2 separate regions of the Homo sapiens genome follow, and region 2 is linked to region 1. A link is a loop called in an ENCODE intact Hi-C map of the cell type or tissue named here. Cell type or tissue: ovary. All regions are shown on one strand. Links, peaks and the distances in the headings refer to the core of each region. The heading gives the core; the rest is flanking DNA. Region 1 holds the start of LOC124902733 (a long non-coding RNA gene). Region 2 has its middle 55 kb from the start of MTNR1B.

Region 1 (5,392 bases), core at 206-5,205:
ATTTTCCATAGTGACTGTACTAATGAATATACCTATCAACAGTGTGTGAATTCTGTTTTTTCTGAGTCCTCACCAACATTTTTTTTTTTTAGTCTTTTAAATAATAGTTACCGTAACTGGGGTAAGATGATATCTCATTGTGGTTTTGATTTGCATTTCCCTGATGATAAGTGATGTTGAACACTTTTTCTTTTATTTTTGTGGTACTTTGTTATGTCAGAACATTTTTTCATATACTTTACTTGTTGGCCATTGGTATGTTTTTTTTTTTTTTTTGAGAAATATCTATGTATGATTCAGAAATCTCACTACTGGTATTTATCCAAAAGAAAGGAAATCAATATATCAAAGGGATACCTGCATGCTCATGTTTATTGCAGCTGTATTCACAATTGCAAAGATATGGACTCAACCTAAGTGTTCATCACTGGATGAATGGATAAAGAAAATGTGGTATATACACACAATGGAATATTATTCATCCATATAAAAGAATAAAATCCTGTCATTTGCAGCAACATGGATGGCACTGGAGGTTATTATGCTAAGTGAAATAAACCAGGGACAGAAAGACAAATATTGCATGTTCTTACTCATATGTGGGAGCTAAAAGAGTTGATTTCATGCAGCTAGAAAATAGGATGATAGATACCAGAGGCTAGACTCTGGGAAGGGTGTGTGTGTTTGTGTGTGTGTGTGGCGGGTGGTGGTATAGAGGTTGGTTAATGGGTACAAATATACAGTTGGATAGAAGGTGTAACTTCTAATGTTTAATAGCAAAGTAGAGTGACTATAGTTTATCAACAACGTGTAGTGTATTTCAAAATCAGCTACAATAGAAGATTTGAAATGTTCTCAGCATATAGAAATGATAAATACTAGAGGTGATGCATATCTTGAATATCCTGACTTGATCATTACACATTCTATGCATGTAACAAACTATCACATGTACCATGTACTGTGTAAATATGTTCAAATATTTGTGAACCAAAAAATTTTTAATGAAAACATTCTGGTTCTGCACTTGAGGATTAAATAAGACACAAATCTGAAAGTTCTGGAAAATGTAACAGTAATAGCTAATGTTTACCAGTGCTAATTATGAGCCAGGCATCTCATTTATTCCTCATAACATCCTTGTGATGTAGGTATACTTATCCCAATTTTTACAGATGTCCAAACTGAGGTACAGAGAGGTTATACAGCTCATCCAGGGTCACAGCTAGATCTGGACTTAACTTCCTTTGGTATAATACAAAAATATATTTGGTCTTTGTCCCAGGTTCCTGACCCAGAGCTCCTAAAACCCTTGGAATTTCCCGAGTAATAGGTATGTCTTTTGTTATTCATAAGGAGGAGATTCTTTTGATCACCCCTGAGTTTATCCTAATGAAGTGACTTAGGGTATGGCCCCTAGACAGCTTAGGATGGGGCTATTCACTAGAAATAACAAGTCATTAGAGGATTGGAACTTTCAGCTCTGTCCACAGACCTCCAGGATGTGTTTGCATTGGGTGGTACGGGGATGTTGGGGAGCACTGGAGATTGAGCTCCATAAAAACTCTTGAACCAGGATACCTGGAGAGCTTCCATGTTGGTGAACAGATCAAGGTGCCAGGTAATGGTGTGCCTCTAAAGAAGCTCTGCACACCACACACACACACACACACACACACACACACACACACCTTGCCCTGTGTAGCTATTCCTTTTGGCTGTTCCTGAGTTGTAGACTCTAGAATAAACTGGCAAACATTGAATTATACATAATTCATATGTAGATATATTTATATATTTAAATATGTATGTATTTATTTGCTAAACAATCGATTCTGGGCAGTGGGTGATAATAGAGAAACACTGACCGAGCTTACTTAGGGTCTCTGTATCCCGAGGGAAGGGTCAGACCCTTCCGCTTGAACATTGAGCTGTTAGATTAGATTCAAATCTGAAATAACCGGCACAGCAACTCCCATTCTGATTCCTCTGAAGGGAACGAAAAAGTCAGGAAAGGTAAAGATCATGCAACCAGCAGCAGAGAGAACATGCCTGCTCTGACCCCGCCCAGCCTGGCTCAACTACAGGATCGTCCGACTGGTTTCTGCCACAGGCATGTGCTGGGAAATATGAGGGAGGCTGCCCAGAAGGTGGTGGCTTTGTAGTTGTGTCTTGTTTAAACTCTTTTATTGTAGAGCATCCTTCTTTCCAGGCCATTCTTCACCTGAGGGAAAGATTAGGGCAGCTTCACGATGCTAGGCAGTGGTATATTTTTTTAGTGATCTGTATAAACCATTTTTTTTTCAAAGCTGACAGCAAGAACATCTGGAGTCTTACTCTATTTTCTCTCAGGGTTCAATCTACTCAACATTGTTGAGTTTCCCTATCTTTCTTGTGAGGTAACAAGGGTCTGTATATTTTAATATATCCCACTGCAAGAGTAAAATGGCCCCAGGTTCTAGGATCGGGCAGCCTAGGTTGCAATCCTAGCTCTGAAACCACTAGCTCAGCAACCTTGGGTAGGTTTCTTAACCTGTGTAAATCTCAGTTTCTTCACAGTACACAGTAATATGTTACATAGAGATGAGAGGATTAAACAAAAGAATGCAGATGTCCCCTATGTGTAATGCAGAGCAATTACTAGATATTAGCTGTGTGCTAGTTACTCTTTATAGCATTATTAAAAGTGCTTGTCAGCCATGCTACAAGCTGATTACCAAAAGAAAATTTTGCTTATTTTCTTTGTATATTTCATACTGAAGGAGTAAAAGCTGTCACACTTTATTTATTTATTTATTTATTTATTTATTTATTTATTTAGTGACAGGGTTTCACTGAGTTGCCCAGACTAGAGTGCCCTGGCATGATCACAGCTCGTTCAGCCTAGACCTCCCAGGCTCAAGCAACCCTCCTGCCTCAGCCTTCTGGGTAGCTAGGACCACAGGTGCATGCCATCGTGCCTGCTAATTATTTTATTTTTTGTACAGACAAGGTTTCACTTTGTTGCCTAGCCTCAACTCCTGGCCTCAAGTGATCCTCTGGCCTCAGCCTCCCAAAGTGTTGGGATTACAGGTGTGAGCCACTGTACCTGGACCTCATTACACACTTAATAAAATAAATAGATTGCATAATGCCACTGGTCACTCATCAGCCACCAACCTTGGCAATTCACTTCTCTGACAGTCTGTTTCCTTCTTTTCTAGCTGGGCCAATCACTGCTATCTCCCAAGATACCCTGGTTGAAAGATGTTTGGGAAAGGTTTCAAGTACTATCTGGAGTAAAAGGTGTTACTGTTGGGATACATGACAATGAGCTTCTACGGTCAGATATTCATTTGAGTTTGAACTTGGGATACGTGTTGAGAAAACCAGTTCTGCTCAATTTTTAAATCCTAGGACACTCGGTAAGCATTCAAAATGTTGATTTATTTCTTTGAGAAAACATCTAGTAATCTTGAAACTCTCTTGTCTTTTTTCCCTCTCCTTCTCCAGAGTTTGATTTTCTTCCCATAAAATTTCATTATACTGTTGGCAGCAACTATTATTTTTGCCTTTTGTACAAATAATCTTTTTAGTTTATATTCAGGCACAGCAGTATCTGCGATGCTATAGTTTACATTACAGTTCACTCTTGGTGTTGTACATTCTTTGGGTTTTGACAAATGTATAATGACATGTATTACCCATTATAGTATCATATGAAACAGTTCCTCTGCCTTAAAAATCCTCCGTGCTCAACCTATTCATCTTTCCCTCACCCCAAACTCTTGGCAACCACTAATCTTTTTACTGTATCCATAATTTTGCCTTTTCCAGAATGTCATATAATTGGAATCAAGAAACAGTATGTAGCCCTTTCAGACTGGCTTATTTCACTTAGTAATATGCATTTACAGTTCCTCCATGAGTGTTCATGGCATCATGGCTCATTTCTTTTTAACACAGAATAATATTCCATTGTCTGGATGTGCCACACAGTTTGTTTATTTATTCACCTATTGAAAGACATCTTGGTTGCTTCCAAGTTTGGGAATTATAAGTAAAATTGCTGTAAACATCGGTGTGCAGGTCTTTCTGTGGACATATATTTTCAACTCACTTGGGTAAGTACTAAGGAATACAATTGCTCGATGCGATGGTAAGGGTATGTGTTGTTTTGCAGTGCATCACCAAACTGCCTTCCAAAGTGGCTGTATCATTCCCCCACCATTTTAAGGCACAGCCTGGCCAGCCATGCCAGGATGTAGCATTGACTTCTTAGATAGGTGAACATCCCAATTCTTTGTGCCTATCTTGAGATATGCTATTATGGACAATCACATTCCAAGGCAGCATAGGGCAAATTCCTATGTTTCATGCTCAGTTTAACAAATGTGTGTTATTAGAGGGTGTGTCTGGATGGAGGTAACTTATACTGTGTCCAACTCACCTATTGCTATGTTGGCGTGTGAAAGTTGAGAAGTGCCACGATGTGTTTGCACCTGTAAGACAGGGAAGGCGTGGCTGTCTCTTCTTCCTGAAAAAGCCTCTTGGCTTTGACACTGCCCATTGGTGTCTCTTTCCCCTTTGCTGTTGCTCTCCTGAGGACATGTTGGTCATTCCTCCTCATTCACTGGGGATTCGCCTCCTGACTCATAGTTTTCCTTTTCTTACCCCACCATAATATCCACCCCCGACTTCTCAGTTCCTTTACCTTCTCATCTCTAACAACATTTTTCTCACCTTCCACCAGCAACCCACTACCCATAATCACCCTCAGAGCCTTCACAGCAACAGAATCTACATGCCTCAGACATCTCAGTTTCAAACAACTCACCCTTTCAGCACCACAACTTACATTTTCTGATTCACTCACCACAATTCCTTGAAGTCACAGGGCCTGCAATCTCTTGACTTTTCCTTTGTCTCACAGCCCATCAGCCCCTCTGTTTTCTCATCACCCCTCATTAATGTAAACCCCAGGATCCATCTTCTCACCAGGCCCCTGAACTTTCTTCTGTTATTTGCTCCTACCCAGCAGACCCCAATCCTGACTGAAATTCACTCTGCCTTCTCCATGCCTGTCCTGAGTAGCTCCAAGTTGCTGATTAACAACCACTGGCCAGGCTGAGTGGCATCATTTGAAGCCATCATCTCAAGCTGCAGGGGGACATTCATGCTCCTGACACGCCTGTTATACTTTACTAGTTAATGTTTCCACTTTCTGAAGTGCTCCTTCATATCTTTTTTTTGTCTTCAAATCTCCTACACTGTTCCCCTGAATCCTGGCTAATGGGTAGCCTCTATCTCCCTGAGAATACAGAAGCCAGACAAGAGTTCTCTTCTTTCCTCACACCAGTTTAGAAGTGCATCTGAATTTGCATCTGGCTTCTGATTCCTTTCTACTACAAGA
Region 2 (5,392 bases), core at 336-5,335, 59 kb after region 1:
TTTTTTCAACTAAATGTGGATCAAAAATACAGCATTCTTGGGATGCGAAACTCAAGCATACAAAGGGCCCACTTTTCCTATACTCGGTTCTGCAGGGCCGACTGCAGGACTTGAGTATGCATGGATTTTGATATACACAGGGTCCTGATACCGGTCGTCTCTGTATATTGAGGGACAACTGTCTATACAACAGATAGTAAGGAAGTATGAAATAAATGTAAACTGAAGGAATGATGAACAGACAACCCTTGTGGGTCGTTTGATGGGCTGTAGAGAATGGAATCAGGAGAATGGATCTCTTAAATTGTTCTCAATTTTCAGATTCACATAATCTCTTTTCCTTATGCTTCTACTAAAGCTAGTGTATATCCAAATGGACTAATGTCCAAAATTCTCTTTTAAAAATGTTCACAGAGTACTAAACTTGTATTCATCAGTATGATACTGTTAAAAAACAAGGTTACAACACATTTAGCTTAAAGATCTTAATTAGCTTTTATTTGCAATTCTAGAATCAGGCAACATCTCGTTCCATAAAATAGAATGGGTCTTCTGATGAACTGAGCAGAGGAGCTTGGCTTTATAGACAGAAGAAGGCTCAGGAAAGCAGAAACAGAGAACAAAACGCGGATTGATCATTTCAAAGTTGTTTTCCTTGTAAAGGTTAAAGCAGAAGGGACTTCCTTATCATGCCAGCTAAATCTGGCTTGTTTGGGGATTTGGGTATTATCGTGCACTATCTCATTTTCTCAGAAGTTCAGATAAACCAGCTGAGTGTTGGTGGCATGGAACTTCAGCATATGTGACTCCATTTTGGTTTGGTCTGTTGGACCTAGTGCAGGAATTCGGTCCAAATCGACAGCCTTTAAATTTTATTTTACAATACAAATAAAAATAAAGGTTAACCATGCTTTCTTAACATAGAATGAGCTATTTAATCCCAGGCTCACATAAAGCACACTGCAGTAATACACAAGCAGATCAGTGGAACAGAAACAAGCCCAAAGACAGTATATTCCATACATATTGGGACAATTCCATATACAATGGAAATTTAGTATTTAAAAACTGTTATTACAAATCAGTGAGGAAAGAAAAGAGTGTTCAATAAATAATCCTTGGATATCTGTCTCTCTATTTTGGAAAAAGTGAAAGATAATTTACTAATAACATACATAAATATGAATTACAGAACTAAACATATAAAATGAAACTATGAGAGTATTAGAAAAAAATACAGAACATTTGTGTACTCCTAGGGTGGGGAAGGCCTTTCTAAGTGGGGCATGACATCGAGAGGCCTTAAAGGAAAAAATTGACAGATTTGACTATGTAAAAATTTAAAACCATTACGTAGCAAAATGTGTTATGAATAAATTTTTAAAAAATGAATAACAGATTAGGAGAAAATGTTTGCAACACATATAACAAAAAAGTAATAATATCTAAATTACAGTTTATGAAAAGTTTTTATAATATAAAAACATTTTAAAAAGTTAAACAGAAAATGTACAGAGAAAAAAATAAGTGACTATTAAACATTGAAAAGCTACTCAACTAAAAATCAAAGAAATGCTACTTAATGTGATATTATTTTTCATTCACCAGAATTGGCAAGCTAATACAAGATTAATCACATTCAATGTTGGCAAGGATATGAGCATTGTCATTTGCTATTGTAGAAATGCAAATTTCATAAAGTGTTTGGACAATAATTTGCTTAGCATTTATCAAAATTTTAAATGTATATACCTAGAAATTTAACTTGTGGAAATATTTGTACCATTTAGTACAAGAATTTATATCCCCTCATTATGTGAAGTGCTGAAAAACTGGATTCAATTTAAGAACATATTAACAGAGTGAAGGTAAATAGAAAACAGTATATAAATGCAATGGAATACTACTCAGGTGTTCAAAAGCATAACACAAGTTGATATACTAACATGGAATTTTGTCCACTATATAGAGTTAAATGAAAACAAAAACAGTTTGAAGATCATATACAGTAAATGGTACTATTTTCCCCCTAAAAATTGTATCTCCTATATATGTTCATTTATTTATAATATGTGTATACATAATAAAAAGTCTGAAGGTATATTACTAAATTTTTACCTTTGGAAAAAGGGATGGACTGTGCTTGGAGGGAGAAGTCTTCATTTTTTACTTGATATACTTCTTTTTCTTTTTTTTTTAAGTTGAGCATATCTTCTTATTTTTGTAAATAAGATACTTTTTAAAAAATGTATACATTTAGCTAGGCCTATTGTCTATTATGATATCACCAGAGAAGAATGGCTTAACCACAGGAAAAGGGGACAGAGCAGGGTCCAGATGAACTCTCTGGGTCTACAAGTGCTAAAAGAGGGGCAGAGGGAGGCAGAAGATGTTACATTAATGAGACAGGGAAGAAGGACGTCCAGCACCTAGAACCAGGTGTTCAGGGACAATGGTGAGAAGTGACAGGTCAAGACAAGCTGCCAGTGTCCATGGTCCCAGAGATTTACAGGACATCTTCACTCCCAAGTGGCTGATGAGGAAAGTTGGCTGAAATATGGTTGATGGCAGCAAGAATCAGAAGCCCATCCAAAAGCTTCAAGTGCAGGGGATGAGCCTCAGTGCATAAGGTGGAGCAGAGGGAGATGGCACTGACAAAGAGAACCTTCTGAGGACACATAACCTCGAGTCAGGGAGAATGACAGGTCCACAGCTATAGGCCCATAAAGAACAAGGCAGACTCCAGTTTTAGAACAGTGGTGAGACATCCATTCATGCATAACATGACTACTAGCCAGTGTGTGGAGCAGGGCCAAGTCTACATTTGAGGGTCAGGAATTCTTGACTCTGGGTCAAGAAGGAGGAAAAGCAGGCAGGCTGGCAGGCATTGGTGTCATTCAGGGCAACTGAAGAAACTACAGGCCTTGGCCTCTTGGCTGGCTCTCCAAAGCTGTATAGCTCAGAATATGTTTGGTCTAGACTGTGGATTTAAAAAAAATCCACAACACATTCTAAAGAAGTACTAGAAATAGCAGTGCCTCAAAGTGAGGGCTTCTAGAATTTCTGATATATATTCCTTGGAATAGACTTCTTATTTTGAGGGTCATAAAGAATTGAGAGACTAGCCATGGTTGCACACACTCCACATTAGGTCTGAGCTCATCAGTCTTGATGGTTCTCTCTCCTGAACTCTCGTGAAGGCAATATCTACTTGTAGTTGATGGAGTATCAGGCAAAACAAAGTGCTGTCTTAGATTTATGAACTCCTTTATCACTCAAGGTAAGGAGATTCCAGAATTCAGAATACTATATTTTTATCTCATGCCTGGGACTAGATTAAATGTTGAAGTACATGATAGATGAAGCTGGAATTAATTAGTGTCAGTCTCATATAAATTGCTTATGCTAAGTAACAGTGAAATCAAGGTAAGTAGATGTGATACATTACCATTCCTCTTCATTTAACCCAGCTGCGAGGTGGGACAGGAGGAAAACGCACTGCATATGCAAGAAAAATGGCAGCGTTGGTGATAGATTTACATTCATTTCCTTTTCAGAATGTTCAGGAGATGCTCTCAGGAATCCAAAATTCATATTCACTGTATAAATCAGCTCTATGCTTTCATTGAAAAGCATTATCTGGTTTGTTCTATTTAGCAATAATATAACCCTTTATTTTAGCAATGCAAACTTGCAAGGAAAATTGGGAAATTTTCAACGATTGAAATATTAAAGTGATAACACCTTTCTAGCTAAGTTTTGAGTGAGATGAGCTTCCTCAGAGCCTGGCACACATGACAGGAGGGAGGAGTCAGTGTTCTTTTTGACTTTGCTCATATGCATTCAGAAGTCAAAGCCAGGCTATCCCCAGGATGTACAGAGTCAGATCTGATGATCAACTCCAAAATCTTTTCTGAGTCACCACGTCCCTGTTCTCTGCAAGGAATGAGGACTCAGTGACAAAGCAGAGAATGGTCCTGACCTACAGAGGTTCCAATCTGGCAGAGCACCACTCAAGTGTGTCAAAGAGGACAAAGTGCAGGAGAGGGATTGGGAAAGGAGAAACTGCAAAAATCTAGTTTGCTAATTTTACCACCCACCTAAATGTAATGAAAGCACTTTTTAAATTTATTAAACGAACACATATATGCTAGGCTTGGGGTTAAATGCTAAGGACACCAGGTGAATGTCAAGAACCCTTCCCTGGAGAAATTAGTTGGAGAGATAGACACATAAACAAATAATGTGGAAGGTACAACAATAGAGAAAGGACAAAATATTATGGGAGTGCTTGCAGGAATTGCGATGTCCTCATCATGACATGACCCTGGGCTAGGTCTCAGAGTAGAGAAAAGGTCACCCTTCAGAGGGGGAAGGGTGTATGAGACAGAGGGAACTGCAAAAGCAAAGGCATAGTAGCCTGAAATATATGGTCAGAATTTTTACCTATCTGATTGTCAATAATTTTAAAATGTAAATAATATTGTATGGACACTCATGTTGAAAACAAACCCTTTCCTGTGCTGCTGATTGGAGTGTAAATTGGTATGAACCCTTACTCAGGATAATTTGGCAAATTTCTCATGATTACAAAGGCACCTACATTTACTCTAGCAATTCCTCTTTTAGGAAGTTGTCCTAGAGGTACACTCACCCTGGCGCAAATTGTGCTAAGTTAATGATGACGGCACTGTTTTTGAGAGCAAAATACTGGAAATAACTTAAGTGTATGTCACAGGGAACTGGAAAAATAGACTTTGATGCAGTCCTGCACCAGAATAAATGGCACCACGAAAGAATGAGAAGCCACCTTATGATTGGATATGAAATTATCTCTAAGATATATGATTCAGGAAAAGCAGAAGGTACAGAACGACAGTATGGAAGATACTATTTGTGTAAATAAAGTGAACAAAATAGAACAAACATAAATATTTTGTAACTGTGATGGTTAATTTTAGATGTCAACTTGTCTGGGTTAAGGGGTACCCAGATAGCCGGCAAAGCATTATTTTGAGTGTGTCTGTGATGGTGTTCCTGGAGAATTAAGCATGTGAATCAACAGATTAAGGAAGATCTGCCCTCACCAGTGCAGGGTATCATCCAATCTGTTGAGGGCTTGAATAGAACAAAAAGGCAGAGGAAGGGAAAATTTGCTCTCTCTTCTGCTGCTGAGGCATCCATATTCTCCTGTCCTCAGACATCAGAACTCCAGGTTCTTGGGCCTTTAGACTCTGCAGCTTACACCAGTGTCTCTCTGATTTCTCAGGCTTTTGACCTCAGACTGAGTTGCCCCATCAGCTCCCCTGGTTCTTAGGCCTTTGCACTCAGGATGAATGACACCAGTTTCCCTGGTTTTCCATCTTTTCTTTCTTTTGTCTTTTTTGTTGAA

The links. A loop is a pair of places that touch in the nucleus more often than their neighbours do. Peaks named below come from ENCODE experiments on the same cell type or tissue, not always from the same donor. Only the 100,000 strongest peaks of a DNase experiment are listed, where the experiment ranks them.
Region 2: a loop joins it to region 1, with 3 times the contacts of the local background. A loop is called at or near these places in 2 of 110 quality-filtered maps.

What each region holds. Positions count from the first base shown.
Region 1 is chr11:92,962,594-92,967,985 of GRCh38, forward strand. LOC124902733 (a long non-coding RNA gene) reads left to right here and starts at 3,104. Exons shown (of 2, transcript XR_007062838.1): 1 at 3,104-3,404; 2 at 3,946-5,392. In ovary, for the core only: no CTCF peak of the experiment used is centred there; no DNase peak of the experiment used is centred there.
Region 2 is chr11:93,021,771-93,027,162 of GRCh38, forward strand. No RefSeq gene overlaps it. Among named protein-coding and RNA genes, the nearest start is that of MTNR1B, 55 kb to the left of the region's middle. In ovary, for the core only: no CTCF peak of the experiment used is centred there; no DNase peak of the experiment used is centred there.